3 separate regions of the Homo sapiens genome follow, and regions 1 and 2 are each linked to region 3. A link is a loop called in an ENCODE intact Hi-C map of the cell type or tissue named here. Cell type or tissue: chondrocyte. All regions are shown on one strand. Each heading gives the region's core, and the rest is flanking DNA. Links, peaks and the distances in the headings are about the cores only. Region 1 has its middle 50 kb from the start of SNHG14. Region 2 holds the start of PWAR1 (Prader Willi/Angelman region RNA 1). Region 3 overlaps LINC02250 (long intergenic non-protein coding RNA 2250).

Evidence for each region. Hi-C counts contacts between places; a loop is a spot of excess contacts. Peaks named below come from ENCODE experiments on the same cell type or tissue, not always from the same donor. Only the 100,000 strongest peaks of a DNase experiment are listed, where the experiment ranks them.
Region 1: it touches region 3 in a loop (2.3-fold over the local background); 17 of 110 quality-filtered maps call a loop at or near these places.
Region 2: a loop joins it to region 3, with 2.3 times the contacts of the local background. A loop is called at or near these places in 16 of 110 quality-filtered maps.

What each region holds. Positions count from the first base shown.
Region 1 is chr15:24,768,208-24,779,023 of GRCh38, forward strand. No RefSeq gene overlaps it. Among named protein-coding and RNA genes, the nearest start is that of SNHG14, 50 kb to the right of the region's middle. RefSeq lists enhancers at 4,064-4,960, 4,812-4,981, 4,875-5,169, 4,961-5,856. In chondrocyte, for the core only: no CTCF peak of the experiment used is centred there; a DNase peak (open chromatin) is centred at 5,008.
Region 2 is chr15:25,131,244-25,142,059 of GRCh38, forward strand. The region is part of intron 61 of SNHG14 (small nucleolar RNA host gene 14); the gene reads left to right. It overlaps PWAR1 (Prader Willi/Angelman region RNA 1), which reads left to right and starts at 4,399. Exons shown (of 1, transcript NR_022009.1): 1 at 4,399-6,810. In chondrocyte, for the core only: CTCF peaks have their summits at 3,582 and 5,071 (motif pointing right); no DNase peak of the experiment used is centred there.
Region 3 is chr15:25,504,409-25,515,224 of GRCh38, forward strand. LINC02250 (long intergenic non-protein coding RNA 2250) reads right to left here. Exons shown (of 5, transcript NR_187215.1): 3 at 3,651-3,798. Among named protein-coding and RNA genes, the nearest start is that of LINC02250, 69 kb to the right of the region's middle. In chondrocyte, for the core only: a CTCF peak has its summit at 4,182 (motif pointing right); no DNase peak of the experiment used is centred there.

The DNA.
Region 1 (10,816 bases), core at 1,652-9,651, 740 kb before region 3:
CATGAGTAGCACAGTGAACCTCAGACTGATTACCCAGTAACCCAGTGTGTTAGGCAGTGTACTACATAAACTTACATACCCTTTTCATAAGGGAGGGGAGATGGGGAATGTAGGCAAGACTTTGGAGGGGCATTCAGTCATTAGAGAAGATAAATGGACCCAGGAGGTGGGAGGTAGACATTAGGGGAAGGTGAGGGGCAGAGCTGCACAGGAACAAAGGTTGTTTTATTATGCAGATAATGTCTTCCTGGTAATCTCTTGGAGCTGCCCTCAAAAGAAGATGGTAAGTCTGTCTAGGCATGGTTAGGACTCCCTGTCTTTTCTATGCTGAATGATCTTTCCTAGTTCTTGGATGAGATCCCCAGGGAGGGGTTTTAATACAATTACATTTCTTTCCAAAAGAAACTTTCTTGGTCAGATAAGGAAATTTCAGACACAGCCCCTCTCTACCACTGGAGATAGGAAGAAGGCAGGATTACAGGGACCTTGATTCTGAGGCAGCTTCTAAGGCCTCTCAGCATGTCAAAGCACAAGTCTTTGGGGTATCACTCTCTAAGCCCTAGCAAAATACACTGATTTGTGTATGAAAAATGGAGCTTACAGCTCAGACAGAAAATCTATCCTTAATAACGGAATTTTCAACTTGATGTGGCTTACCACATGTACAGTATGAAAATATGTCATTTACGGCTCATGCCTGTAATCCCAGCACTTTGGGAGGCCGAGGCGGGTGGATCACCAGGTCAGGAGATGGAGACCATCCTGGCTAACACGGTGAAACCCCATCTCTACTGAAAATACAAAAACTTAGCCGAGCATGGTGGCGGACGCCTGTAGTCCCAGCTACTTGGGAGGCTGAGGCAGGAGAATGGCATGAACCTGGGAGGCTGAGCTTGCAGAGAGCCAAGACGACGCCACTGCACTCCAGCCTGGGTGACAGAGCTAGACCCTGTCAACAACAACAACAACAAAAAAGAAAATATGTCATTTATATTCAAAGCATCAAATAAATTTTTTTTTATTTCTTTTTATATGTGGACATATGAATTTAGGCTTGCCAGAATATAATTATTAATTCTAGCAAATGTGCATTGTCATATTTTGCCCAAATGTTTAATCAAATAAATGAGTTTAAAATTATCTCATTTCCAAAGAAGCAAAATTCAGCTTATTATTCTAGATGTTTTACTTATGAGTTTACTATTTACCCCGTTACTGTTATTTCTGGCCTTCCTGTGGCAGTATTGCCATCCACTGAAACTGTCCCCATAAGAGGAGCATTCGTAGGTTTTTAGGAATACTAAAAATACAAGTCACTCCCCATCTGTTATCTGTTGTTTCTTCCCCCAAAATTTGTGTGATCCCTGCAATGGATGCTTACATTCATTCTTTTTATTTGCAAATCACTGACTCTTAAAATGAAAACTATTAAATTGTAGAACCACTCAGCAAGATGTACAAATTAAAATTATATTATAATAGGGAACCTAAGCTCAGTGTACGTTATTAATGCAGAGGAAAAGTATTTAAGAACAACTTGAGTGGTAGGGGGTCAGTTTCTAAAGTGAGATGATGAACAAACTGTGTTGACCTGGAGGTTCCTTCTCAACTCGAGATGTCACATTCACTAGAAGGGGCAGGAACAAACCCCAGGTTGGTCAGAACTGTCTCTCCCTATCTCAGGAGATTGCATTCTGGGCTGATTCTACAGTTATTCTTGAGAATTGCAAGTGAGAAAGGGGGAGAATCCATCTGATTTACCCTCTGATAACCAGAGAACTGCATTACATTTTAACCTCAAAAAGTTACATTGTTCCCCATTGTAGTAATCCTCCTCCCACTCATAGCCTTGGCAATTATTGATCATCTTGATCTCAATAGATTTGCCTTTTCTAGAATGTCATATAAATGAAATCATTCTGTATGTAATAATTTAGGTATGTTTTTTCTCAGTTAGAATAACACTTTTGAGATTTATCATATTGTTTCATGTATCTGTAGTTTTTCTTTTATGTTGACTTGTACTCTTTCGTATTCTTTCTTGAATGAAAATACCACAATTTGCTCATTATTTTTATGGATATAAAATGTTATCAATATGGATAACTTCATGGATATAAACAGTCTAAATGGTCATTGTGATTTCAATTCACATCAATGAGCATAGTTTGTACTTATTTGCCATTCATATCTATTGATTAATGGTTACCATTTTATTTTATAATGTTTATTAATTTATTCTTAAATTTAATCTTATATGTATAATTCTCTATACAAGATTGATCACAGTTATACACTGAAAATAATATTTCATGCTGAGCCTCTGGCATCTCTTGCCATTTTCTTAAGTGACATTCAAAAACAACAATTATAATAATTTTTAATTGAATACATTACTTTTTCTGCTTTATAATATTTATTTCCTGTATACAAATTATTTCTTAACCTAAAATCACAAAGATTAACCTCTATGTTTTCGTGTGTGTGTGTGTGTGTGTGTGTGTGTGTGGTTGAGACAAGGTCTCACTCTGTCATCCAGGCTGTAGTCTAGTGGCACTATCTTGGCTTACTGCAACTTCCACCTTCCAGGCTCAAGTGATCCTCCTACCTCAGACTCTCAAGTAGCTGAGACTACAGCCACCACCATGCCTGGCTAATTTTTTTGTGTTTTCATACAGCCAAGATTTCATCATGTTGTCCAGGCTGCTCCCAAACTCCTGGGCTCAAGTTATCCACCCCATTGGGCCTCCCAAGTGCTAGGATTACAGGCATGACCCATTGCGCCTGGCTGTTTTTTAGAAATTGTCTACCTTAAGGTTTTACATTTTAATCTATGATAAATTTTGAATAATTTTTAATATATACTACAAAATAAGGGTGAACATTTTGGTTTTTATTTTTGGTATATGAATATTCAGTTGTTCAAGAATCATTTGTTGCAAACTCTGTCCTTTCGCCATTAAATTTCTTTGGAACATGAGTCAAAAATCTACCAACCACATAAGTGTAGGTCTATTTCTGGGTGCTAAGCTGTTTCATTTATCTAAATATATATCCCTACACCAAAGCACACTATCTGTACTAATACTGCATTATATTAAATTTTGAAATAGGTAAAGTGAGTACCCTAACATTGTTCCTCCTTTTCTTAATGTGTTTGGCTATTCTACTTTGACTTTCTAATACAAATTTTAGAATCTATTTGTCAATTTCTACAAAAAAAAATAATGGGATGTTGATTGAGGATTTAGTGAATGCATAGATTAAAATGTAAGAATCGCTCTCTTAATATTGACCTTCCAATTCATGAAATTAGTGTATCGCTGTATTTATTTAGATCTTTTAAAACTAATCTCATCAGTGTTTCCTAATTCCCAGAGTACAATTTTTGCCAGATTTATCTCTAAGAATATCATTTTTATATTGCTGTAAATATATTTTAACTTCAATGCTCAATTTTTCATTATCGCTATAAGGGAAGACAGTTGATTTTCACCTATGCATTTTTGCAAACTAAGAAAATCTAGTGACAACCATGTGGTATATATATTGCTACATGTGAGGCATGGACAAATGAACAACAAACATACATTTCTCCTATATCTGAGACATCAGTCAAGCTGATATTCGAACATATAGGCAATAAAAATCAGATTAGAGAGGCTGCATAGTTATGTGGAAATCCACAAAATGCATGTGCATACAACACTAATTTAAATGGTCACTGCAGGTATCCTGCAGGAAGTAATTTAAGATTGAAAACATGAATAAGTAGCTGAAAAACGATGCAAATTTAAGCTGGGAAAGACAAAAGAATGATTAGTATTCATGTAGAAACCATGACATGTATACAAGTCAAAATATTTGAGGCATCACAAGAATAGCAATTTCAGAACACATGAAGGAAGTTACAAATCTATGTCAGGGCTAGATTTTTAAGAAATTATGTGGGGTTGAGGCTCAGCCCCTGCATTGGCAAAGAAAAAGTTATGGGTGATGAAAATAGACAACCTAAAGTCCTGGAAAAGAGTCCACACAAAATTTTAGTATTTTCAAGGTAGAAGCTTCTCTTGACTCAGTTGGACCTCCCTGTGAAAAATACGAAATCAGAAAAGGAACTTTCCACCTAGAAAACGAATTTCAGTACCAAGCATAGGTTGCTTTCACGCCTAAACCCCTCCTTACTTGAATTGCAGAAGTACCTGCTATACTGTAGTTTTTGGGCATGAGGGACCCCTGTGCTCACAGCGCCATCTAGCATCAACAGAAAGGGGGGCTGATGGCAATAGAAAGGGGGGCTGATGGCAGCCTTAATAAATTCAGGAGAGGAAAAAAAAAAACACAAAACAAAACAGATGGCGGCCCAGCATCCAGGAACTGCTGTGTTCATTTGAGTAGGATTTTTCTTATATTCGTTTAAAAACTGAAACATAATTCATAATTGCTGCAGGGGTTAGGGGTGAAATGCAATTGGTAACCATTCCCAGTAAAGACTCAGGGAATCCTGGCCCAAGACCACATTTCCTGTCATTTAACGCAAGGGTTAAAAGGTCGAAGTGAATCCCATTACGCTAACTGATTTCATTTACAAACATGGATGTATAGGAGTGTGTTACTATGCACGGAATCATACTTCGGATGTGAGTGTAAAACGAGTTCAGCTGATTTTGCACTGTCACATTAAACCCGGAACCATGTGTTTCCATATACATCACGCTCCTCTTTGGTAGCACTACAGTTCATAAGATGAATGTAATTTCTTAGATTACAGCCTTAACGGGTTATTACTCTTTCAATGTTTTCTAATGTGATATAGATGTCGGACGTATTCGCTCAAGTATACGTGGCGGGGCCGGGGTCCCGACCGTCTGTCGGAGCGAGCTGTGCCGCAAAGCCCAGCTACTCCGATCTCACAGGGATGGTGGCAGGAAATGCGCCATTGTTCGGCGCAGCGAAACAGCCCGCAGTGCGCTGTAGGAAGGTCACATGACAGAGGGGGAAGACGGTGGCCGGCAGCAGCCGATCCACTGCGCGCCTGCGCGGCTCCGGTGGCGTGAATGTCGCTGGTCTCCCGTCACCGTTTCCGTTTCCGGGCGAGTCTGTTCGGCTTATGGCGTCTGCTAGGAGTCTCCTATCCGGCGTTTGTGCCGCAGAAAACCTTTAACCTGCGTTTTACCCGTAAACATTTTCCTTTTTAGGCTTCCTATCATTGTTTTGGTTCTTGCTCCTGTATTAACTTTGTTTTTGGTTTTTTCTTTTTTTTTTTTTTTCAAGACGGAGTCTCGCTCTGTCGCCCAGGCTGGAGTGCAGTGGTGCGATCTCGGCTCACTGCAAGCTCCGCCTCCCGCGTTCACGCTATTCTCCTACCTCAGCCTCCCGAGTAACTGGGACTACAGGCGCCCGACATCACGCCCGGCTAATTTTTTTAATTTTAATAGAGATGGAGTTTCACCATGTTAGCCAGGATGGTCTCGATCTGCTGACCTCGTGATCCGCTCGCCTCGGCCTCCCAAAGTGCTGGGATTACAGGCGTGAGCCACCGCGCTCGGCCGTATTAACTTTGTTTTAACCTAAGTTTTGTTTCTTTTTCCCATAAAAATACCTTAGTGTTTATGCAACACTGTCTTTTCATAAACGTTGCACAGACCATGATTTTATACCCTTTCTTTTAAATATTAATTTTCATTTCTCTTTTTTCTGCATTCGTCTGAAAAATTGAATTATTTTTCAATAATTTTGAAATTACTGTCATTTTTTAAGGGATACTTCTTTAATCATGTTTGTATTTTCCCTAAGATTCTCGATTGACTCTCTTTTATCTTTTCCAACTAAGCACCTGTTTTACGAGAGGTATTGTGGGGGCTTCAAGGTCAAACTTTCCCCCAATGCCTCTATATCCATTATAAAATACCATTTTTTATTTTAACAAAAAGTTGTACAAGGTTGAAAGAAGTTTCTCAGCTATATGCTTTTCTCTGTATCCTGACTTCCCTTACTTCATCACTCTATCCATCACTTTACAACTGATAATTCAATCCCAAAATTCTTTTACTAATCGGCTTATTAAATTTGTGCCTTCCATTTGAAGAACCGGGGGTTACCCAAGGCCTGATTTTTCCTAGGACACTGGGAGAACACAAGATCTGGTTCCCAGTGCCAGAGAGATGATCACCTAGGAAGAAACAAGTCATAGGTCAGACAAGAGCCACAAGGGCGTCTGCCGTTCTAAACACATTTCCTGTTAGACAGACACTTGGTTATGGGTCAGACAGTTATGGCTTAGGGCATTGGCCACGTAAAAGAAGTATCCCATGAACGGCACACTGTAAACACCCATTTCCAGCTCCCTTTCATCTCCCATTACGGCAGAGTTGATCGCCATTCTGGTACCAGGACCTGGATATAGTTGTAAGTTCCTAGAACCGGAGGTCAGAATTGGCCTTGTACAGTACCTGTAGGAGTCTAAATGAGGGCTACCTACTGGAAGTCAATGAAACAAAGATTTAAGGTGGATCTAAATGGAAATACATATATCTCAAACTGCTATACACATAATAGTCTGATTTTGTACATATGAACTTGAAAGTAAAAGTAATTCATAAATGAATTCGCAATATTTTGAAACTAATTCTGATCTGAATTGGATTTTGAATCAGAAGTCATGGATGTCTTCCACCGTCTGTGCCATGAAGAGAGATGGCAATGAGGCATTCCTTAGTAAATGAGGCTGCACTACTCTGTGATTTCAACCTGTCCTGCTGACACCTTTGTGCATGTTTTGCTGCAGGTGACATTACAGAAGGAAATAGCAGAAGGTTTCAAAACAAGTTCATCCATGTGCAGACAATGAAAACTATGCCATGGCTGCAAGAAGGCTAACAGAATTGTAACATTTGACAGAAAATAATACAAAAAAGTGAAATATGATAAGTAAGAAGGATATGGAAATATTTATTAAGGGAGCCATATTAGTAGAGCTACATCTTACAGAACAAGAACATCTTCCTTGATCAAAGGGGCAAAACTTTCCAGGAGAGAAAAGGAGCATATGAGGTAGAAATAGCGTGATCCATAAGAGGGTCTCTACAATGGCTTGAGAATGGGGAGACAAGAAGAGTCAGGGAGACAGCAGGGTTTACACCTGTTCTGAGAACAGAAAGGAGCAAAAAAAAAATGTTCATTTTCAAGTTCAAATCCTCTTCAGATTGAAAGATAGAGTTAATTGGGGAAAAGACAAGAATATAGTAAAGAGTTTGAGAGATTCATTCATATGTAAAATTCAATATTAAAATAATCTGTGTTGCTTTTTGGCCACTGCATGTGTTGGGCTCACAGGGGAAAATATTTTTAAAATTTATGTCCTCTGATTTCAGTCCAGTGGGAATTCAGAAAACTTAACAAAATCCAAACTGTAAGTGGAAGCGTGCCCCTGGGAACTGAGAGGACAGGCATGAGACCTGTAATGGGATGGACAAGGAAGGCCTCTAGGATGAGGAACATTGGAGGAGATTCTGAAGATTGAGGAACGGTTTTTGACCAAGCAGAGGAGGGGAATTAGAAGAGGAAAAAGACTGTCCATGGCACAGGCCAGGGCATGAGAAAGGGGCAGTGGATTTCAAGGAATTCTGGGAGCTACTGTTTGTAAATTATAGGAGTAAAAAGGGAAGAGCACTGTGGGACTGGGTGTTAATCCAGTGTAGATGTTTCTCCATGTACATACACTTGTTCACACAGCTGAGCCTAGTCTACATGTCTCCTTATGTTCTTTGGTATTCTCCTACAAGCCTCATGATTGTTTTTGGTGTCTCAGAGCATAACATGCGTTACAATTCCAGAAAAATATGCAAGGTCTGGGAGGAAGAAATTTGTATTATTTCACTCAAGTAACATCCCATTACCTTTGTAATAGTCTGTGTTTCAAGTACATCCCATATCCTGTCCACTGTCAGGCGTGGCAGATTATACTACAGGGTTTTGTAAAACAACAGGTAGGGTTCATTGAGCACCATCTTATGGTCTACCTGTCACATCGGGTCTTTTCCAATCTGCAGTAGTTTCTCAGTCTATTTTGCATGACTTTGACCCTTTTGAAAAGAACTGATCAGGAATTTTGTGGGGTGTCCCACAATATGGATTTGTCTCATGTCTTCTCATGATTAGACTGGGGACATGCATAAATTAAACATGTCTAAATTTGATGACAAGAAAAACTGTACAATATACTATTAAGTAAGGTAAGGCTAGGCACAGTGGTTCATGCCTGTAATCCCAATCCTTTGGCAGGCTGAGGCAGGAGAATTGCTTAAGCCCAGGAGTTCAAGATCAGGCTGGGCAACATGGTGAGACCCCCATCTCTACAATAAATTTTAAAAATTAGCCAGGGTTTGTGGCACTTGCCTGTAGTCCCAGCTACCCAGGAGGCTGAGGCAGGAGGATTGCTTGAGCCTAGGAAGTCAAGGCTGTGGTGAACCGTCTTCATGCCATTGCAATACAGCCTGGAAAACAGAATGAGATCATATCTCTCATTTTGGGGAGGTGGGGGGACAGGGTCTCACTCTGTCACCCAGACTGGAGTGCAGTGGCGTGATCTTGGCTCACCACAACCTCCGCCTCCTGGGTTCAAGTGATTCACCTGCCTCAGCCTCTTGAGTAGCTGTGATTACAGGAATGTGCCACTACTGCCCGGCAAATTTTTGTATTTTTAGTAGAGATGGGGTTTCACCATGTTGGCCAGGCTGAGGGACCATATCTCAAAAGAGAAAAAAGAAATGCAAACTTAGAAAAATAAGCAAAAAAGGGAAATGTCAATTAGCAAACTTAGAATACTGGTAAACTTCATGGGGTTAGGAAGTGGATTGAATTGGAGAATTGCACACATGAGGCAATGTTGGTAATGTTCTGTTTATTAAACTAGGAAGTGACTTTTTAAAAAATATTAATTTTTCTATTAAATATTTTAAAATGCTTTTATATTTACAGAGCACTTTCAGAGACAGTGCAGATGATTTATATATACCCCAAACACAGTTTTCTTATTAATCTCTTAAATTAATGTTGCAAATTTCTCAAAATTAAACTAGTGTTATATATTATAATTCAATAACATCACACTTTTGTTCAGATTTCTTAGTTTTCTTTTATTGTCCATTTCATGTTCTAGGATTTCATCCAGGATATCATGTATTCCTAGACTCTTTTTGCTTTGACAGTTTCTTAGATCTTTCTTGCTTTTGAGGTCATTGACATCCCTCATGTGGGATTTCACTGATGTTTTTCTAATGTTTTGACTGGAGTTGTCAGTTTTAGGGAAGAAGATTACAGACAGAATATGCCATCTCATCACATCATATCAAGGGTACACACTATCAACATGCTTATTACTGTTGACATTAACTTGATAATTTCCATGAGATAATTTAGGTCAGGGATCACCATTTCTTCAAAGAATCTTAGTTCTTTATATTGTAAGGTAATTTTTGTTCCCCTTTCCATGTTGACCTTTTTAAAAAGAAGTCACTGTGCCCAGCACATATTTAAGAATTGGAAAAACATGCTCCACCTCCTGCTAGGCAGAGCTTCTACAATGCCATTTATGTTTCTTTACCATGGACAATTTCTCTATTCTGCTCCATGCATTATTTATATTCATCATTTAATATATCATATAAAATATATGAAATCACAAATATTTACTTCACACTATAATTACTAGTTTATTGATTTTGTTCCTCAAATTGTTTTAGAGTTTGCCATGTAAGGTCTTTCAGATGATTCCTATACCATTTTGATATATCTACGTTGTTGCAGTTTGATTTTGTTTTTTGTTTGTTTGTTTGTTTGTTTGACTGCTTTGTTGGTTGTGTTATTGTTTAGCATTTTATTACTTTCTGGCACTATAAAGTGTTCAAGCTTAATTGTTTTGATTCCCTACCCAAGCCTAATGTTCGTAATTTCTTCAAGGAGTTTTTATTTTTATTGGTGTCTAGTATTAGAAACAATGATCTGGGCAGTGGGTGCACTCATTGCTACTAGGTGATCTGTTGATTCTGGGCTTTGCCAGCTGACAGGAATATATCTGCATATTAACTCCACAAAAACACATATGTAAAAATATATCTACATTTGTCTATGTATATCTATATAAATTTAAACCTGTATTCCCACTAATGTCTCCAATTCTAATCCAGTACCACATGAATGAATCTACTTATTTTTACTACTTGCATATAACCTCTCATTCTAACAATGAGAAAACTGGCCCCCTTTATGAAAACGTTGAGTCCCAAAATATATGCAGACTGGTATCAGAGTTGGTCATTCATACTCCCATAGGAAAGGACTTTATAAATTAAAATGTGTAAGTATATTATTTTACCTGTGTTTCTCAATGGAATGGCCCCTTTCAATAATGTTTTAATTTGTATACATTTTTATTCACTCTTTGTGATATAAAGTTCTGTAGAATTTTACAAATAGTAGCATTAACTGACCATTTTCGTAGCATAGAGAAAAATTTCACTGCTGGAAAGAAATCTGTAATTTTCCTTTCCAACCTTCCTCTCACAAGTTCCTAGTAGCCTCTAATCATTTTAGTATAATTTCAACTTTCCGCAATGTCATATAAATTATATTGAACAGTACATAGTGATGCAAACTACCTTCATTTTCTTATAAATATGCCTTTAAGATTAGTGAAGCAGTGAAGTGTATCACACAATGAATTTGATCTGTGTTTTACTAAGGACTAAATTTGTTGAGCATTGTACATTTGTATAACTTCTTTGGGAAGATGTCTAGTCACACAAAAATTTTGCCC
Region 2 (10,816 bases), core at 1,702-9,701, 370 kb before region 3:
CTTTAGTTCTCTCAGTTCTTCGTGTATTTGGAAATATCTTATTGTTTATACTTTTATGAACATCATGACTGTAATAAATTTTATCTTTTCCTAATTTGGCCTGTCTTACCTTATGTAATATTTCTGGTCTTGATGTCTGCTTCGTCTGATATCTGAATAATATTACCAGTTTTCTTGGGTTTGCAGTATGTCTGGTGTATCTTTTTCTGTTCTTTAAATCTGTCTTCATAGTGCTTCCATTATAGAGAGCATAGAGATGGATCTTTTTTGTCCAATTTAACCATCAGTGACTTTTAAGTCTTTGGGGTCTTAAGTCCCTTTGCATTAAACATACTAACGTGACTAGACTTATGCCTACTATTTAGCTATTGTTTTTCCATTTGTCCCCTCTAGTTTGTTCCTCTCTGCCTGCTTTGCTTCGTTCTTTTGGGTTAATTGAATATTTTTAGTATCCTACATTAACTTCTCTGTTTACATTTCGGCTCCACCTCTGGGTATTTTGTATGGGTTATAAAATGTACCCTTAATTTATGACAATCTGCTTAGAGTTAGTATTGTACACTTCTCATGAAGTAAAATTTTATATATATATATATATATATATATATATATATATATATATATATATATATATATGAGGGAGTCTCAATCTGTCACCCAGACTGGAGTGCGGGGGCATGATCTCAGCTCACTGCAACATTAGGTGGAACTGTATTAACTCTAAAAGGACTGTGATAATTTAAAGATGTATATTATAACCATAGAATAATCACTAAAAAGTACAGAGAAATATAGCTAAAAAAGCAACAGCAGAATTAAAATGTAATAGTAAAAATACTTGATTAAAAGAATACAGGAAAGAATGAAGAAAAGAACAAAGTAAACTGTATAGAAAACAGATGGCAAAATGGTAGACCTAAACACAGTCATATTATAAATTACTTTAACGGTACACTTGTTTTTCATTGCTTTAATTGATCAAATGATAGGTAAAGTATTTTAAAGTCTCTTTGTAGTTTTCTTTAAATCTTAACATTTTGTGCAATGTTTGCTTTGTGAAGATTGATGCTATGATATTTACCAATCATTTAGAAGAGATATTGCTGGGTGTTTTGGTAAGTTTAGGTTACTTACATATCTTATATGATGAAATCAACATTTTTTATTTGATCAACTTAATAGAGGCATCCTGTTTGAAAGAAGAAAATAACAGATCTACAAAATTCTGATTCATGTAATAAGTAACCATTATGATAATAAATGTTTTTATTTATTGAGTGCATACTGAAAAGTGGTAGGAAGATTTTGTGCTGAAATATTTGTAAACCTAGTAATTAAAAAATGTTTTGGCTGGGCTTGTTGGCTCACGCCTGTAATCCCAGCTCTTTGGGAGGCCGAGGGGGGTGGATCACTTGAGGTCAGGAGTTCGAGTTCGAGACCAGCCTGGCCAATATGGTGAAACCCTGTCTCTACTAAAAATATAAAAATTAGCCAGGCATGGTGGTGCACGCCTGTAGTCCCAGCTACTCGGGAGGCTGAGATGGGAGAGTCGCTTGAACCCAGGAAGCAGAGGTTGCCGTGAGTCAAGATTACACCATTGCACTCCAGCCTGGGTGTCGCAGTGAGACTCTGCCTCAAAAAAAAAAAAAAAAAAAAAGCTGCTAATTACCCCATGCTAAATGTGTTGTAATGGTATTAATTTGATATATAACATATATGTAACATTTTATATATGTGCTCATATGATGATACTGATAATACCTCCCTCAAATTGCTCTTTTGAGTATTAAGAAAAGTTTATATAGAAAAACCAGTTTGGAAAGGTTTGGAACATAAGGCTACAGTGATTAGATGTTGAGAACAGCAGCAATAATAGTTGTCATTATAATATCTGATTAAGGCAATATTTGCACCCAGGTATACCTTGCTTCAGAACTGTGTGATTAACCATTATACCTTGAGGCTATTCATACCCTACCTTCACTTTGTTGGCATAATCTGAAGTTTTAAACCATAATCACATATTGCATTTGCACAATTAAATTTTAAAATATATACAAATTACAGTCAAATTATTGCATTCATTTCATGACTATATTCTGTTTCCATCCATAAGTACCGTATGGTCAACAATAACATGTCAAAGAGAATTTTGTTGTCACCTCGTTTCATTGTACCATGTTCACACTGTTCTTTATCTCTTTTTTCCATTGGCAGTATTGTGTTCTCAAGAAGAATTATTCCAGAAGCACCCCTGAAATAATATATTTCCTTAATTTTGGTATTATTAGCCCTTCTTTGCTTTTCTCTATAAATTGTCCTGATCAGTCACCTCTCTCAATTATATACAACACAAAGTAGCTTAAAGGAGAAAAAAAAGGAGATAAATAACCATGTTGGGTCTGGCGTCAGGCTTAATGGAGTCCAGTAGTCCAGAATTTAAAGACACATATGACCGTTTGCTCCCTTATCTCTTAGTTCTCCATTTCTTGGTTTGGCTTAAATCTTCAGTCACTTTTTCTTTATGTGAATTTGCAAAGGGATCATTTGAAGCCCTAGATGCAATTATTACCTGCCTTGCAATCTTGGTAGGATGTGTCCTCCTTCCCTCCTCCTTGTCCATGTAAAAGTTGGTGGGTGAAGAGATGGACAAGGCTTGAGTCACTAAGACATTCACTGACCTGGGAATAACTCAGGATAGGTCTGGTCATATCCCCAATGGAGGCAATGTACCCTAATGAAAAGGTCAGGGTCACTGGTCTCATTGTCCAAGGTGTTATCTGAGCTCATGGTCTCACAACCAAGAAAATTAAGGAGTATGGACACAGGGTGAGGTTGGTTGGAGCAAAAGTTTAGTAAGCGAAAGAAGAAAGCTCTCTGCAGCAGAGAGGGGAGTCCAAGTGGATTGCCGTTTTTACAGTCATTCAAAAGCTTTTTTAAGAAACTCCTCTCATCTCTGTAGCACTTTGAGTAACTTCTCTTATCAGCAAAGCTGTCTGTACAACTCCCCTTATCTTATGCAGCTGTGGGTATGTCTCTAGGCAAGCACAAAGCGCCGCTTATTTTTGTTTGTGTAACTGAGGGTTTGTTTTAGGTAAGCCCCCTCCTTTCTGTGCAGGCTTCCAGGGAGCCCACCATGTACATATCTGAAAAGGGAAGGAAACTTTTTGCTGGGAGCTTGTTAATCATACAAAGAATAAAGGGCTTCCATGCCAGACTTTGCCTGCCTGCTTATCTATGGCTTATCTGTGCAGCTATAGCCTGAGTTTCCCCTGGCTGCTCTGTTTTTGCCTGTAGCTGTGATTTTTTCAGGCAGACAGCTTCTCTGAGGACTAGTCTCTTAGCTGTTTACTCAAGTAATTTTTCCTGTCCTTTTCCCTCACTATGATTACCAGCTCCCCTAGGACTTCATGGTCTGGAATGAAATATTCCGTGGGAGTCAGGGAAAGGGAGTTTGTTGCAAACATGTCCAGGCCAGACACTTTATATAAAGTGTCAAAGTAAAGTACACTTACATAAAGTGTAAGTGCTGCCACCACCACTAGGGTGCCAGGTACTCTAACACAAGTCTTTATTCCCATAGATGTGAGTTAACATTTATACCACCAGCTCACACTATCAAACAATCCCACGTACCCCAAATAAACACTGGTGCCTGGTGGGCAGCAACAAGCCCTCCTTCAAGGAAGGAGTTCATTTGTTGGTTTATCCAGCTGCTCCCGCTTTGCTTATGGAAGCGCTCCGTTTTCTAGGGGTCTTAGAAGCTGTAGCAGTGGTAGAAAGCCCCTTTTTTGTGGACTATTATGACTTAGGCTTTTATCAGAGCCTCAGAGAATTGCTGTTGTTTTGTTGGTTAGGCTTTAGGTTTCCAATCTGCATACACAATTCCTTTGAAGCACCAGGCTTCCAGGCAATTTGGTTGAGGGAACTTATTGGGATATGAAATATTATCAGGCACCATTTCTAATCAATGTACCTAAGTTATGACTTCAGGTTTAGAGAAAAAAAAAATTTTTTTCCCTTGGCTTCAGGCTTCCTTCTGGAGGTGATAACCTCCTAAATGGACTGTCTTTAAGGGCCTGTGGCATGTGCCCTCCTTTCAGGAAACTAGTGTATGCCTGGAGGCATTGGTAATGGCTTCTCTCATCTTACTGTGGCTTGGGAAGAATATGGCTATTGCAGATTTTCTAGTTTCATTACCACCTGACCTTCAGGCTCCTTACATGTTATAGGCAGAAAAGGTGCCTCCACAAAGTTGTGGGCTATTCTCTGCTTTCAGAAGGACAGCTGGAAATGGTACTTAATTCTTTGTAGCAGCACCATCATGAATAGCTGCCCACACCCATATACATCATTATCTTTTTTGGTGAAGACTCTAAGACTTCAGGCCATGATATCCACAAGGCTATGTTCATGCACTACTTCGGTATAATCTCAAAATAATTGCCAGCTCCCCAGTGGAACGCCTGCCTTGGTCCATGTGGAATGTGGGCATATGGTAGGATTTCCTTGGAGGAACTAGAAGAGGAACATAAAGAATGTTAGGCATATAAATTATTGTTTCTTTTTCTTCTTGTTTCTTTCCACTGAGTTATGTGTGAGCCCCCACACCCACCCTACCTTCCTGTCCTCTACCTTACTGATGCTATTTTCAGGCTGTTGTAGAATTGGGTGTGTAAAATTAAATTAGCCTTTCTCCTCTTAATATCTGTAAAATGAACAAATTTGACAAAGAAACTACCTATCTGATATATAAGAAGGTTATTAGCCTGTACCACAAGTGAAAAAGTTTCATCCTGATATATCAAAATAGTACCACTTGAAGGAAAACGTTGGGGCCATCTGTTTCTCTCATTGTAGTTAGAGTACAGATTTTTAAAATATGAGCCTCAGGCATAAAAATGCAGTATTAGCAACTCAACTTGAAGAAGCAGTTACTAGTGTCCTGGGTGGGCCCCAGGGAAAATAGTACCAACTGCCTGTTATATTTAACTGCAATTAAAAATGGCAGTGCTGGGTATCTTCTGTCTCTGGGTCATCTCCTAAAGATCCTGCAGAGGGAGCCATAGCTAGTGTAGAGGCCAGCCATAACTAGCCATGGCAAAGACCACAGGGAACGCTCTTCAACATGCTCTGCACTGATCCTCTACCCTGGTGTGGAGAAATGTCAGATTCATCACTAACAAGGTTAAAGGTGTAAATTGAGGGAAAAAAATGAGAAAAGTTATCTTTCACATAAGACTTCAGAAAGAAATTGCGTCGTCAGGTTTGGAACTGGTTTGTAATTTCATCCAGTTATTTTCATTTTAATTACTGTCACTGTTTTCTTCATCCTTGATAAACTATGAGCTCTTTGAGATTGTCTTTTTCATATCCTGATGTCAGAGCTTCCTGTATTTTCTGATCATGGTATGTGCTAAGTAAATGCAATTTTTAGCATTTTGAATGGTTTATCAAATGATTGAAGGAGTGGGTAATAATATAGATTACATATACAGTCAGCCACATATGTGTATGTATGTGTATTTGTGTGTGTGTGTGTATATGTATATACTGTTGACCCTCCGTATCAATGGGTTTCACATTTGTGGATTCATCCAATCATGGATCAAAAATATTCTTTAAAAATATGGTTGCATCTGTACTGAACAGGCACAAACTTTTTTTCTTATCATTATTCCCTAAACAATGCAGTATGACAACTATTTATCATAGCATTGACACTGCATTAGATATGATAAGTAATCTAGAGATTAAAGTATATAGGAGGATGCATGTGGATCATATGCAAATAATACACTACATCTTATATAAGGGACTTGAACATCCATGGAGTTTGGTATGTGGTGGGTGATACCTCCTCTTTGAGGAGGTGAGTATCAGAGACGCAGGTAAATATGATCCAGAGGGCAAAGAGGCATTGCCAGCCTCACACTGGCTGTCAACACCATGCTGAGTTCCACGAAAGCAGCGAGGAGAGGGTGGTGTTCTTGTTTCTGGTACAATACCTGGCATAGAGAAGATGTCACAGCAATGTTCGTCTATTGAATAAGTCACCAAAATTGTGAATGACTGAATAAATGGGCAAAGGGATTTGTTCCCTACTTGCTGTGGGAAGTTTCTTGTAGTTATGACCTCCATGAAAGAGAGACTCGTATCTGGAGAAAGTTCATAGCTGAAACCATGAGATTTAACTTTTGAAGTTATAATGGATCTATTTTTTTAACATCATAAATGAAGATTATGCAATACTGTATGTGCTTCAATTGACACAACCCCTTCCCATTCAGGGCTGATTTATGTTCTGTACTGAATGACAGGCACAGAAGTAAATGTGATAATCCTGTCCCGTCGTTACCCTTTATTGTGGTCTTGCTGTGTCCCAGCCACACACTTCATACTGTATCTGTGTCATCATTCTCATATACATCTATATAGGTACACTTCCATAGACTTAGGCCCATTTAATGGAGGAGCAACTCCAACATTTAGAGATCATGAAAGGTACCTCATGACATATATTGACCTAGTGGCAGAGCTGCTTAGTTCTACAGCCTCTGAGTGGAATCCTCACGACAGTAAAAACACAAGCTTGGTTTCTCACACACTCTACCTGCTTTTTCTCATCCCCTTTAGTCTCTATTCCTTGCTGAGATGTGTTAGGCATTAAATGGTTACAGTCTACTTCTGTGTGTAGTCTCCAAACACTCAGAAACCTCAAAATTTAAAAAAATACAGAACAATATGTTATTAAATAATCAGGGACAAGTTAAAATGGTAAAGAGAATAGGCCACTTTGTGAAATCATATGCAGGGAAGAAAAAAATACTGGAGTGAAAACAATATAAAAATAATACTAGATGCTGTTTCGTAGCACCAAGTGTGTTCTAGCTTCTGTGGTTGTTGCTTTATATCATTTTATATAATCTTTACACAAAACCTACAAGCAGATATTATTTCCCCTATTTCAAAAATGAGAAAACCAAGGCAAATAGTTGGTAAGTAGTACATATATATTATCCTAACTCTGAACTTCTGGATTCAAAGACCATGTTCTAGGATACCATTTTGTGTACCAGCATGGAATATGTTTTTAGTTCATCTATTTACTCTAAAAATGTGGAGCATGTAGTGTGAGACAGAACTGTTCTAGGCTGTGAGGAAGTAGCTGTGAGGATGGTAGTATGGGTCCCTGTAATAATGAAAATGGAATATATTGGTATGTACAAGTACATGCTCATTAAAGGAAATTGATGTTGGCATAGATTGCCTGGGTTCAAATTCCCATTTACCATGTTTTCCTAGTTGTCTCTGTGGTGAGAGGAGGTGGAATGTACTAGCCATTACCAAAATTAAGAGAGATTGTTGGAAAAAGTCTCATTTAGCACAATAACACATTAAATGTATTCAATAAATGTTACTTATGACTCTTTGAGAAAACATACGTTTAAAAAACATGGCTTATGTTACACATACTATATGCTGGCTCCCAAAAATAAACATATTTCCCAAGAAGTGTCTGTTGATAAAGCCAAATATATTCTTACTACACTAAGGGGAAGCCCATCTTAGCAGTGTCTCAGCAGCATATTAGGGGCGTGGGGGACAAAACAGGATATCTGGGATCTTGAAGTTTCATTTTAGATGGGTCTTTCAGTGTGGGAGCTTGATTAGGATTGGGTGAGGGTCATGACACAGCATTTTAAGATTGAACGTTAGGATTTTGAGATGAGGGATTCTACAGTGTGGAGGCATAAGCTGTGGTCTGATGCTTTCTGTTGATGAGTTGATGGTCTTTGGGAAGTTCCCAGGATGAACAAAAATATTTGCAACTTTTATCTTCCTGGGCAAGAGTCTCAGAACATCTACACTTATATCAATGAAGGTAAAATGATAATAATGTCCCCAGCGAAGACAGGAAGCCATGTGGGTAGATAATGTAAGTTGTGTCATTTCATGGTTCCATGGATAAGCAGCTGTACTTAAGCTGCTTATCCTGGTGGATTCTGGAGATCCACACTTGAAGGTATCAACACAGAAATATACTAAGAGGATTGTGGTCAGAGTTTGTTGTCAGCTACTGAGTGAGGAGCCAGGAACATACAGCTTTTACCAAGAAAATCTATACCATCCACACTGTGATGAGCCCACAAGACCAGATATGGGACTTTAGCCAAATTACCTAATTTTATTATGTCTTTGATTGCTTTCTGGTCCTTATCTGGGATATCAGAGATCCCAGAGAGATGGCAGGGATGCAAATTAAACATTCTTCCCCCAAAAACAACACATTTTTCCCTTATAAAATTACTATATTCTGAAAAATTTCATGAACCTCCAAGTCAAGATGGGGCATTGTCTAACTTGCCTGCTGTTTGCTATACAATAGCATGGAGTCAGCTCCAGGCTTCCCAACCCTTTCGAAAAGCATGAATTGAAGAGGCTTAAGGAGAGAAGAAAGCAACCCAGAATTCCCTGTGTGGTTACAGTTTGGGTTCTTGCCTCAAGGCCTGGTTTTTCTCTTTTTGGAGTAAAGTTATCTGAAGACCTCTTTTTCTAAGAGAAGAAACTAATGGGTCAAAATGGACCCTGGGGGATGTCAGGGACTACAGTGAAGGCAGACGTTAGTTCACCCCTGAAATAAATTTCTGTCCAGTGTGCAGACAGTAGCCAGCAGACCTTTGTCTCCATCATCCAATACCAGTCTTTTCAGATCTAGTCAATGATCTATTTAAAGCCAAAATATCCTTATGAGACTGTCAAATAGTATTGTATTTTTTTGTATCACTCGTCAAGAATAGCTTAGTACCCGGCAATAAATTTTATAGTACTGATATTAATAGATCTCAGGTGAAAGAAAAGTCATGTGTCTTATAAGATGGGTGAAAGCCACCTCCAAATAGATACTCTGTTCTCTAGTTGTTTTTCATGTTCTATTCCTCTGTAAGTTCAGTTACAAAAGCTGACTTCCACAAAAAGTTCTCCAGTATTGTTTTGGAACCTTATTTTCTAATATCTTGTCATATACGAGTTGAGTCCCAATTAATGATTCATTATGAGGAACTGGAAACGAGAAACTGAGTGGCTCACCAAGGAAAATATGTGCAAACCTAACGGACAATTTGGTTATATGATTTAACCACTGCATGCATAAATTATAACTAGGTATTGGACTCATACTGAGGAGTGATTAAAATGTAACTATGCCTTATAAGCAACATAATTAAATGTAGCTTTAAGCCAGATAGGCAAGAAAATAACAAAAGGACGCAGATTAAAACATGACAATATATGGTATTGTTCTATGAGTCTTGAGTGGAAACTCTACATTTCATGCAGTCATCTACTTGGGCTAAAAATCATGTGTAGTGGCCATCTCCTTCCAAAGACCATCTTACTTCTAATGAGTTCTCATTGAGGTCTCACGTTCTCAGTCTGAGGTCTCCAGGTCTCAAGATTTCTCAGCTTGAGGTCTCCAGTAATGATTTAAGATGGTTTATGCCTCTTTGATTGGAAGACATCACTCTCAGTATCAACTCCCTGGAATTTTACTTCTGGATGAGTCGTTAACAGTATCCGATAGGGTCTTTTCCATCAGGGTTCGAGGGCTTTCTTTCTCAGGTATCTCTCCTGGAGATACCTGAGACCAAGCCTCTGAATTTAGACCATGTGAGGGTCATTTAGTAGAGGAAAAGCTGCTTGTTTACCTCTTAATAAGACTGGATAAATTGCCTGAGTTACCTGCAATATTTGGCTGTGATCACTTCCAATAATGTAGAGTCTAGAAGCAGAGGAGATATTCCTAGACTCGTGGGTTGGCCTGTTGCTAACTCAAAAGGGAAGATTTGATGAACCCCAGAAGTTGAGCTCATTGTCATTAAAGCAAACATTAGGCCATGTGAGTTTGAGAGTCTTTGATAGTTTTGCTAATTTGAGCTTAAACTTTTTGTTTATTCTTTCTATATTTCCTGAAGATTAGAGTAATATGGACAGCAGCGTTTCTGTGTGGACTGGCAGAGCTGTACAAAGCTCTTTATCATCTCAGTAAAATGGAGATAGTTTATACTTGTACTAGAGAGAGAGTTTGGGAACATAAAATCATGTCAAATTTTGCTCTGGCAGAGCTGGAAATCTCCAAACAAGGCCTCAATCTATCCTCCAAATAAGCGAACAATTACCATACATACTCAAAACCCATTGCAGAAGGTACTTACAAAATCTGTAAGTGTTCTAAGGGGCCCTGAGATTCTTGTTCATGCCCCATCTTTGCATTTTTACCAAGATTATACTGGTAACAAATAAGACACCGCATGCAACCTCAATAATCTTAGTGAAATTTCTCCATCAATGTTGATTGAGTGCAGTAGCCAATTTTTCTTTGCTTAGGTAGTTAATTGCATATTAAATGTTTGAAACATCCCGTTTAAGGTCCTCTGGCGCTACTAAGCATCTATCCTAGAGTGTGAGAGATTTTCCTCTTGCAATTTACCTGCAGATTTATATTAGTAACGGTTTGCCAACTGTGGAACCAATTGTTGACATTCTATAAGAACCTGTTTGAACCCGTCAGAAGGTTTGATTATGAGGACCAGGATCTTAGTGAGGGCTCCATGCTGGGGCCTCCTGGTATCCCCATCTTGTATTAGTGTTTGTTTTTTTAATAGCCACATCTTTAGCAAGCTTTACAATACTCAAAAGTTCTTTTATTTGCTGACCATTTTTAGTAGAGGCTCCTGCTGAGATTGAGAACTCTGTTTGTTCACAAACAAGACCAAGAACTACACACAAAGCATACCTGCCACCAGCACTCTCCTAT
Region 3 (10,816 bases), core at 1,149-9,148:
CCCCAGGCCCACCTAGGGGGAGGTCTACAGGAGAAAGGCTCTCTTTGTCATTGCTGGAGGGTAACAGCGAGTTTGCAGTTGGTGATAATGATTCATTTCCTCAGTTGAGGTTTGGGAGGATTATAGCTGGAATTTGAAAAGTCGTTTCTATATCTGGCAACGAAGGAACTCTGAGTGATCAGCATGTACTGTTTGGTGTTTTGCCATCATTGGTAATATCACTGTCTTAGTCAGCTCGGGCTGCTGTAACAGAACACTGTAGACTGGGGGGCTCACAAACAACAGACATCCACTTCCCACAGTTCTGGAGGCTGGAAGGCCACGATCGGGGGCCAGCTGGCTTGGGTTCCGGTGAGGGCCCTCTTCCGGCTGCAGATGGTTGCCTTCTGATTGTATCCTCACGAGGTGGAAAGAGAGCCAGAGAGCTCTCTTGGTCTCTGTCACAAGGGCATTAATCCCATTCATGAGATCTCCACCCTGATGACTTAATCACCCCCCCAAAGGCCCATCTTCTAAAACCATCACATGGAGGATTAGGATTTGAACATATGAATTTCATGAGAATGCAAACATTCAGTCAATAGCCATCACCAACAACACTAAAATGTAAATTGGAGGCGTCATGTGAAAAAAGAAATGATCTAAATGAAACTCCATGCTATCATAACGGAGTTCTGCAGCCACCAATGTATGTCCTCTGGTTGAGTGTACAGGCGGTATATGTATATGTTAAGTGTATATATATCTTATGATTGTTCTGAGTATTCATGATTTAAAGTACATAATCAAGCAATGAGCAGTGTTCACATCCCCAGCTGATTAGAGCCAGCGTGTTTCTCTAATCATTCTCCACTGGCTGGTTGTGGAGGCAGAATGTTATCAGGATGCCCTGATAGATCAGCAATGTCCTCTCCTGCTTTGTTTCAGGAAGGGGCGAACGTTTGTTTACGGATCTGACAGCATAAAAAGTGAACCTGCTGAGAATGGAGTCCATGCACTCAAAGTCACTTCACCTCCACTGGTGTTGAAGGATCCCCGTGGCTCATGGTCCACAAGCCAGAGAGCTTATTGCTAGTGCAAATGCTTACCCAGTTCCTTCCACTGGGATGGACAGTTCCAGTTCCTAACTCAGCCCAGAGGAGCACAGCTCTTTTGTTTCTAGTATCTTCTAGTGTAGAGGAGCTGTTGTTGAGGATAGGTCCGTGGAGGTGATCGCCTCCCTTAGCTCCTGCACAGTAAGCAGATGCTGAGGCGGTCTTGAACATTAGAGCATAAGGCACCGGGATGTGTCCCCAGGGCTGTGCTGCCCTTGAGTGCCTTCCTGGTCTGTAAAGTTGCATGGCATGCAGGAAGAGAGAGAGGTCTGGCAACTGGCAGCACACCATGACTGAGTGGACCTGACTCTCCAGGCACCTTGAGGGTGCAGAGCCACCACTTCACTCTCACAGAGCTACACCATTATGGGGTATCTTTGCAGGACATAGGAGACAATCTGAAGTGTTCAGAAACTCCAATGCCCTGAAAACACTATCAGGGGATGAATTATAATGTAACATACTAATAATACTAAAAAGGCAAAGGGAGGTAAGGTTTTAAGAGATTCACTATGAACTTTGACCTCAAGTCTATGGAATCCTCTTTTAGCTCATACCTCATTGTAGATTTTTTTAAAAACTGCAGTGAATTATGTTTTTTTCTATTAAAATTGCCTATAAGTTGACAGTGAGTTTATCAGAAGTCTGTCTTTTCCCATTTTGACAAGGTCTAGTGACAACTGGTAAGAACTTAGAAGTATAGTCAGCACCAGCTACTTTCAACTAACTACAGGAGGGATAACTCTGCATTGCTGTTGGTTGATACATAAGCTGAGACATGAATGATATTCACTGCATAACTGGCAATGTGGACACTAATGGGACCCTTCCCACAGGTCATGCCCGCTGTTGAGTGCACTGTATAGATGATCACATTTATTCCCCAGTGCAACTCATGGGACAGGGATTATCATCCCTATATTCAGGGAGGAAATTGAGACTCAAGAGAGGCTCAAGTAGCAGAACCAGGCTTGGATCCAGAGACTCTGACCCCAAAGCCGTGACTTATGGTGGGGAGCTCTGTTTCTTCCCAGAGGTTCTAGTGAGCAGCCTGAGGTAGTGATTTCCTCCTATGGTGACTGAGAGCTCCTACTTTATGGCATCAGATCAGGGAGGGACTCCAGCTTGATCTGGCAGCTGCAGCTGTAGACATTATTCCTGCCCTCGTGAAACATAAAGACTTGTTAGTCTAATGGTAGAGATACGACATCAGTGTAACATAATAGATACTTATTAATCAGTTGCTGTTATTCCAAACACAACATTGCTTTGTTATACTATATGTAGTCGCTTCTTCTGTATGTCTATAAATCAAATATATTTCCTTGCATCCTGAGAGGTAACAACCTAGATAAATACTTTATTTATTTATAATCCATCCACCTATTCATCTATCCAACACATATTTGGTGATTTTGATTACATTCCAGGTGCCTTTGCTAAGGATGGAAGGACATACAAAGATGTGAAAATCCAGGCACAGGCTCTTCCTCCGAGGTGGCTCAGTCTAGCAGGGGGAGACCCTCTCTGTACATAACTCTGAGGAAAGTGCGCTGGAAGAGCAGGGGTTTAGCAGAGAATGTGTTCTCACGGCAGGGGGTCACAGAAGTATTGATGAGTGAGCAGGACTTGGAAAGGGCAGATGGGCTGGTAGTAAGGACATTGCAGATGAGCAAAGGGACACTCCTGGGGAGTCTTGAGTGTGGGGGGGACTTGAGGATGTTCATGGAGGGGAAAAGCTGGGCAAGGCTGAAGAGTAGGGCAGGGCAGGGCACGGAGGGCTTGGCCCCTGGATTGGCAGCTAAGACTGAATTCAGTAGGCAGTGGGGCCATCAAAGCTTCGAGAGCTGGGGAAAGCCATGACATGGGTTTAGTGGGAAACACATATTACTTAAAGTCAGGCAGATCCTGGCTGGAATCCTGGCTCCATCTTTTTAGCTGTGTCTGCTTGGTCAGTTGCTCTCAGCCTGAGTTCCCATGTCAGTCACCTGAAGGAAATGGGCCTGCTTTGTGGTCTCATTTAGAGGTCTTGCTCAATCATGTGTGTAGAGTGCCCATGGGGCCTGGCCAGTGAGTCCTCCGAGGCACCTCAGGCTGAACCACGGGTGGCAATAGAAATGGTATGAAAAGATGGACAGCTCTCAGAGACAAGGAAGAATGACTAGAACTCGGAACCTGACAGGAGGTGTCCTTGTCCGGTGAGGGGGCTGCAGAGTGAGATGTGACCATTCTGGGCTACCTTCCCGGCAGTTCCCTGCCCAGGCATGTGGTCGCTGTGGGGCCCTGAGCCTGGGACAGTCCTTTTTTGGGGTCAGGCTTTTCTTTGGGTTATTCCTTTCAAGCCATAGTAAAACCTAGTAGTCTCTGTTTTCACACAAGTTTCTGACATCTGATGCCAGATTTACAACCTGAAGTGGCCAAAGATTTTAGGTTTTCCTTGGGGCTTAAATCAATGGTGTTGCTTGGCTTCCTCCTGTGCAGTAGGTTGGCCAAGAAAACCACCCTTTGTTCTGTCTTGAAGGGAAGGCATGCTGCTGTGTGGCTCTTGACATTTACCTTATCCCGGAGCTGAGCTTTGTCTATGGCTGTGCAGGTGGGGCGGGAATGGGAAAGACAGTCCTCTGGCACGCTTTCCACATTTGGATGGAAGACCCAGCTTCAGCTTCAAACACTTTTATTCCTGATGGCATTGTTTACAAACATGCTAGAAAAACAGAATTAGGGAACAAAATTATCTCATGATTGCTGAACTATGATGAGATTGATGCTTTTAAGCACTTCCCCTAGGGAAACCAGGCAGGAATCTTTCAAGGGGAAAATGTATCATAAGGGAAGACAATTAAAAGTTAAAACTGGCTAATGAAACTGATAAAGGGAGAATTGTTTTAATTATCGATGCTCGTCTTAAATAAATTGTATGATTTCCCAGAATAACACATCCATCATCATCAAGTATGAGGACATGACCCGATCCTGGGGTCTCACAAGGGGCTTTTGGGTGTCTCTGAGAGGACCATGATGAAGACTCAATGACATTCATGCTTCTGAACCCTGAATCCACTTCAAGATGCCATGTAAATGCTGTGCATCTTCACCAGCAGATGTCACTGTTTACATATAAAATGCAAACAGCCCCCAAAGCTTCCCCCCACCCCCACCTTTATTCTAAAGCAACACACACTTGTCCATGTTTTTTCATAAAGCCTTATTTATCATGTGGTCATTTTTGTTCTGGAAAATAATGATATTGTTTATCCCTTTAAATAGCTGTACATGTAAAGGGAACTGGTTTATGAGAGATACCCATTTCACATACTAAGCTATGCAATGACACCTCTTTTAAAAGATAATTGTTGAACACTTACTATTTGCCTGAAACCAGCTTCCCATGATGAAAGGTATCCAAAAACAGCTAAAGAGCTGTCCTTCTTTAAGGGTCTTAAAACCTCTTTTGAGAGATGACAAATAATAAAGCAACTTACAATGTTGGAAGTTAAATACTAAAACTAAAAATGAGTGTCATATTGTTTCAGGGAGATGAAGGTCTGTGGGGGCTGGAGCAGATGGAAGGCTTTAGGGAAGGAAGCCCCAAGATAATGAGGGTGAATTCATCTGGTTGAGAGTGGAAAGGTACTGTGGGTTTTTGGTTTTTTTTGTTTGTTTGTTTTGCTTTATGTGTTTTGGGGTACTTTTGCTGAGAGAATAAAGAGCAATTATGTTTGGAGGATCTATTTGTTGGAGTCATGAAGAGCAAAATGGAGGAGGACAATGTTATTACAAAATCCAGCTGCGAGAACAGCGACTCCTGCAATGGTAACTAGAAATAAGATCAGATTGGGAGGCATAAGGAAGGAAGACAAGACCGCCATGCCAGCTTATTGACAGGTACAGTCACTATGTCTTCTTGTCTTCTCAGTCCAAAATCAAAATACAAGCATTGACACATGGTCAGACACTAAAACAGAAGGTTTGAAATCAGGGCTGTTTCCAGAAACTCCAGGACATATGGATGCTGCAAATATACGGAGGAGAGAGTGACTCTCATGAACATGTAGGGTATCAATGGTGCTGCCACTGAGAGAAATGGAAGACCTGGGGAGGAAGGTTGGCTTGGACAGAAAGATGTTTTTAGTCTGATCCATGTGGTTGAAACTGATGTGGGCCACAGCATGATCTAGCAAGGCTGGAAGCTATTCAGGAGCCACTGACCTAGAAGTGGAAACGACAATAGGGAGGGGAGAGAGAAGGGCCAGGGTGTAGTCGTCAAGGTTTGTGTTTTAAGGAGCCAGCTCATTTTATTAAATTGCATACATCAATAAGTAATATCCAGGAAAGAAGAGAACTAGAAACCTCTCCCTGGTGTGGTGTACTATTAAGCATGCAAGTTTCTGCTGACTTTGCATCCTCTCTGCCTTCACATCATGGGAATTCGTGACCAGAAGCCTTCAGCCTGCACCCCTCCACCCATCCCAGGGTTTCACCATAATTACTCGGGACTCTCAAACATCTGTGCATCAATCAGCTGCCCATCATACTTGCTCACCCCTTCCAGTCTCTGGGAAAGCAACTTATTATCCAATGTGGAAGGTCTTGTTCTTGATAAGGTTCACTTTTTGAATCCTATGAGGGAGGGAGGGAAACGTGGCTGGAAGTTCAAAGCAGCCAGAGCCATTTCCAAAACACATTCTCCTTCATTTTCCGCTGACTCACTGTGGGATCTTGACAAACTCCTAACTAGAGCTGTGCCTTAGTTTGCTCAACTATAGAATCGGAAAAATGACGCATTCTTCTTAGAGTTACCTCTCAGATTGTGCTTCTGATGCATGTCAAGCCCAGTGGGGGCACACCGTTAGTAATGAGACATCTTAGCACCAATATGTGCTTTTCACATTGGGCAGGTGTCAGGAGAGGCCTGGGGTCATAGGACCAGACTGCAAACAACACAATCCCAGAATAAATCCTATTAATTTGGCATAATTGATGAAAATGAAGATTAGATATTTGACCAGAGATGAGAAATTCATGGGCATGAATGCTGCAGCTCTGATTACTTTGCATGTGAATGTGTGGTAAGAGGCAACATTTCTTTTGTTTAAAACCCTGTGCACCTAATTCACATTCAGAGAAAGGTTGTAGAATCATTCAGGCTCATTGAAAACAAGGAACCAGGATGCCAGCAAGGCCAATGTTGTTGTGAGAATGTTGAGCTATTAATTATAAAATAGCAAAACAGGGTGATTTTATTTATAGCAAACTGTTGCTAGGCAGATAATAAAGACCCCTTTCAGAGCTTGCATTTATATATACATATATATATATATATATATATGTATTTTTTTCTCACAAAAAAGTGCTAGCTTGTGTAATGATTTTTCAGATGAAATGAAAGCAGGACGAGGCTGTCAGCCCTGAATACTTGTGACTTTTAGACTAAAGTCCTTGGCATCAGCCAGCACTGCAGGATGGAGCAGGTGAGGTTCAGCAACCCTGTGAAGGGAGGCTAGGGTATTACCCGCACCCTTTAACAGCAGACTGAGTATATAAACTCTCACTAGACTGGAAGTGAGTGAGCAGCCCCAGGAAAGCCCAGATGAGCTATTGTGCCTTCCTTGGCTTCCCTACCTTCTGTTGTGCCAGGAAGGGTCGGGGAGCCTGTCTGTGGCCTTACTCAGTCAGATATCCCTTCCCTGGCCCCTCTAGAGATGGTTGCTACCTCCTTTTAGGAAGTGTGTGGGAAGGGGCCAATTTGCAAAGGTTCACTTGTGCTCAGTCCCTGCTAAGATGATCAAGCTCTTTTCAAAACTCAGGGGTTGGGCTTTTGCAGTTTCTGGATAGAAGAGGCCCTTAAATATTTGTGGAATTCATGAATGACTTCATGCATGCATTTGGTCCTGTATTTTGGTCCAAGTAGAAGATATGGTAGGTAGAAAAATACCACCTCCCCCGACAAAGACATTTCTATCCCAATCCCTGGAACCTGTACATGCTACTTGATTTGGAAAAAGGGTCTTTATAGATGTGATTAAGTTAAGGATCTTGAGATGGGGAGATCATGCCGCATTATCTGGTAGATCCTAAATGCAATCACATGTATCCCTTTAAGAAAGAAACAGACATTTAACTACATACAGAAGAGGAGAAGGTGATGTAAAGGTAGAGGCAGAGTGCTATAGACTGAATGTTTGTGCACCCTTCCCCACCCACCCAACCCTGCAAATTCATATATTGAAACCTAACCCTAATGTGATGGTTTTAGGAGGTGGGGCTTTTGGGAAGTGATTAGGTTATGAGGGCAGGGTCCTCATGAATGGGATTAGTGCCTTTTTCAACAGGCCCCAGAAAGCGCCCTTGCCCCTTCCACCATGTGAGGATGACCATCTATGAACTAGGAAACAGGCCCTCACCAGAGACTGAATCTGCTGGCATTTTTGATCTAGGACTTCTCAGCCTCCAGACTGTGAGAAATAAATTTCTGTTGTTTATTAGCTACTCAGTCTGTGGTATTTTCTTATAGCAGCCCAAACACACTAAGACACAGAGATTGGAGTGGTGCAGCCAAGAGCCACAATTGCCAAAGGTGCCAGCGACTTGAAGAGCCAAGGCATGGATTCTCCCCTCTGGAGGGAGTATGGCCTGTGGACACCTTGGTTTTAGCCCAGGGAAGTTGATTGTATACTTCTGGCCTCCAGAACTTTGAAGAATAGCTTTTGGTGTTGTAAGGCACCAATGTGTGGTAGTTTGTAGAGCAACCACAGGAAACAAATACAGAAAACAACCATTTCCTCCTGAATCAAACTCCAAACAACCAAATTCCACCTTGGTCATCAAATTTCAGAATAAGTAGCATGAGACATTTTTGTCCCACACAGGTATTACTGGGGCGATGTTATGAAGGTGACGGGAATTTTTTAAAATAGTTTTTAAAATTATGAAAGTGAAATGCAGTCATGGTAGAACAAAGAAGCCAAATAGTATGACAAAGTCTAAAATTCAGTGTGCCCTCCACTCCTGATTCCCGGAGGTCAGTCCTCTGTTTCTGTGTACTCTTCTTTCAATTATGATGAATACAAATATACTTATATCTCCTTATTTTTATACAAACTGAATCATTCATTCACACCACACAGCACATTTTTTGTTCATTTAAAAGTGTATTTTGGGAGATCTTTCGGTATTTGTATATAGATAATTCCTAATTATTTTTCAACAATTGTATGGACATATCATAATTTAATCTGTCTAAACTGATTACTTATTAAGGAAAATGAGATATGCTTTTGCTTTGACAAGGACACTATGCCTTTAAACTGCACTTGTAAGATAATAAAATACTTTTATTTCCCTAAGTCACAGCAAACTATTGTCATTGCTCTTAACAGGCAGCATGATTCATGAAGAGGCTTGGGTTCTGCCCAGGAACCCTAAGATTGTGGGAGAAGTCTGGGATCTTCTGAGTGATAATATTCATCTGTGTCAAATGCAAACTATTGGGCACAGCCCAGGAAAAGAGAAGGCTCTGAAACAAATTGGCTGAATGAAGAAATCAATCAACACACTGCTATTGTGTTTATCTGGGACCTTACTCGAGATCTCAGTGCTAGTAAGTGGCTGATCCAGGATGTTGACCCTGGCCAGCTGACACCCAAGCCCGTCCACACTCTTAGCTAATCAAGGCAAATACTTTGGCTATCCATGGCTGCATTGCAAGCCACCCCGAAACTCAGCAGCTAATACAGCAACAATCATTTATTTGCTCATGATTCTGCCATTTGGGCAGTGCTTGGTGAGAACCACCCATCTTCACTCCATGTAGTGTCTGCCTGCACTGGAATGTCCAAGACAGATCATTTTACTCATGTGTCTGGTGCTTCTGCTGGGTGGGTGGAACACAGGGGCTGATCTGGCATTTCAGTCTCCATGTGGCCTCCCCATGTGACCAACATGGGCTTTCTTACAGTATGGTGGTCTTAGGCTATTGGCTTTCTTCCATAGCAGCTGACTTCTCCCAGATCACAAAAGCAGAAGTTGCATTCTTTCTTAATTTCCAAACTTGGAAATTTAAGGACATCACTTCTGCTGCCTTGATTGGTTAAAGCAATCAAAAGGTCAGGTCAGATTCAAGGGGAGAGGAAACAAACAACACTGCCTCTTGTGGAGGGAGAGTCAAGACCATTGCAAAAGAGCCTGTGGGATGGGAGATATCGTGGAAATCTTTGGAAACACACTCCACAACCGACAATTAAATGTGAACATTAGAAAGCTATTGTAGGAGAAGAAAGAAGAGTCACAAAGGGGAAGGAGTTTGTAAGACTGACAGATTACTTCCAGCCTGCAGAATGAAAACCAGGGATCATGGAGGACATGCTTGAATTGGCATTGGTGGGTAGGTAGAAGTAGACATTTGCATGTGAGAAGAAAGTGGCTTCAGGAGCACAGTGTAAGCAAAGGCCTGAGGTGGGAAGGTGGGGTGTGTGTATGTGTGTGTGTGTGTTTTCATCAAAAGATCTAGCAAGAAGAGGGTTGAAGACCTGTGGGGTGATCTATTTCTAAGCAAAAGGTCATATGTAGCATAGAGGTGGCTGGTGATACTGGCTTTCTTTGGTTCCTAGGGTACTGCAAATAGGGTGGAGATGAAGACAAGTTCTCGCCCTCTGGCTACACTGGCACGTGGGAACAGCCTTCTCTTGGAGGACTGTTGCCAGACAGAGGTATGTGGGCACCTAGGCATTGCCATTGACCTCAAGATGAGAGTGGAGTGGGTCATTATCGCTGCTCCCACCCTGGAGCTGAGCCCCCTCCTGAGCCCTTGTTGCGGCGCCTGTGAGGCGGGCCCAGCTGCAAATGGCAGCCGCGAGGTAATTGTGGGAAAAATATGCTAATTAGCAGATGCCCACGATTAACTTGCCTTTCCTGTTGCCTGTCAAACCCAAGCTGCCTTTGTTGGAAAAGATAATTAAATTGGAATCAGATGTCTGCAGTAAATATTTTATTCAGAGCCGTAGATGACAATAGAGGAAGTTGACTCTCAGTCCACCTTCAAATTCCCACCTTTGTCAAAGCTCAGGGCCTGAGCTTGGAGTCTACTCAGTGAGCTTCTTGTTAAACAATCAAGGGACACCACTGGGTGCTTATTAGCTTATTAATGCTAGCATGTTGTCAAAATGCATCTTTGTTCCTGTAAGAGTGGACGAAACCTGTCTTGGAATGTGTGGAATCCAGATCGACTAGGTACTCTAGCCAGCATCCTCCCTGTGTGCCTTCCTCATGCACCCCGTTTGCTTCCTGTGTATCCGGTCCCTCCGAGGGGATCCGAGGGGACCAAGGGTTCTGCTCCCCTCCCTCACTGAGGCTTTCCCCATGTGCCATCGTGGTACTGGAGCTCGGTGCCTGCACACAATTTTCTGCCTCTCGTGGATGGCTCTGCCCTGCTCCAGCAGGTGACAGTCATGATGGTGACTTTGGCGCGGTGAATGCCCAGGAAGCTTGTTAGATTTCTTTTCTTCATGTGATGCGTCAGCTCTGATACATCTTATAGGATGGGAAAGTAAAGAGTGCTTAGGGGGCAAGTGGCTCTTTCTTTTGAGTACAAATGGTAGTTTTCCTTAAGGACTTTATATGAGGAAAAGATCTGTGAGGAGAAACCAGTATGCCCTGTCCTACCTTCCTCCTCATACTCCAAGCCCTCCGTCATCCTCACAGTATCGTTGCTCTCCCTCCATGCC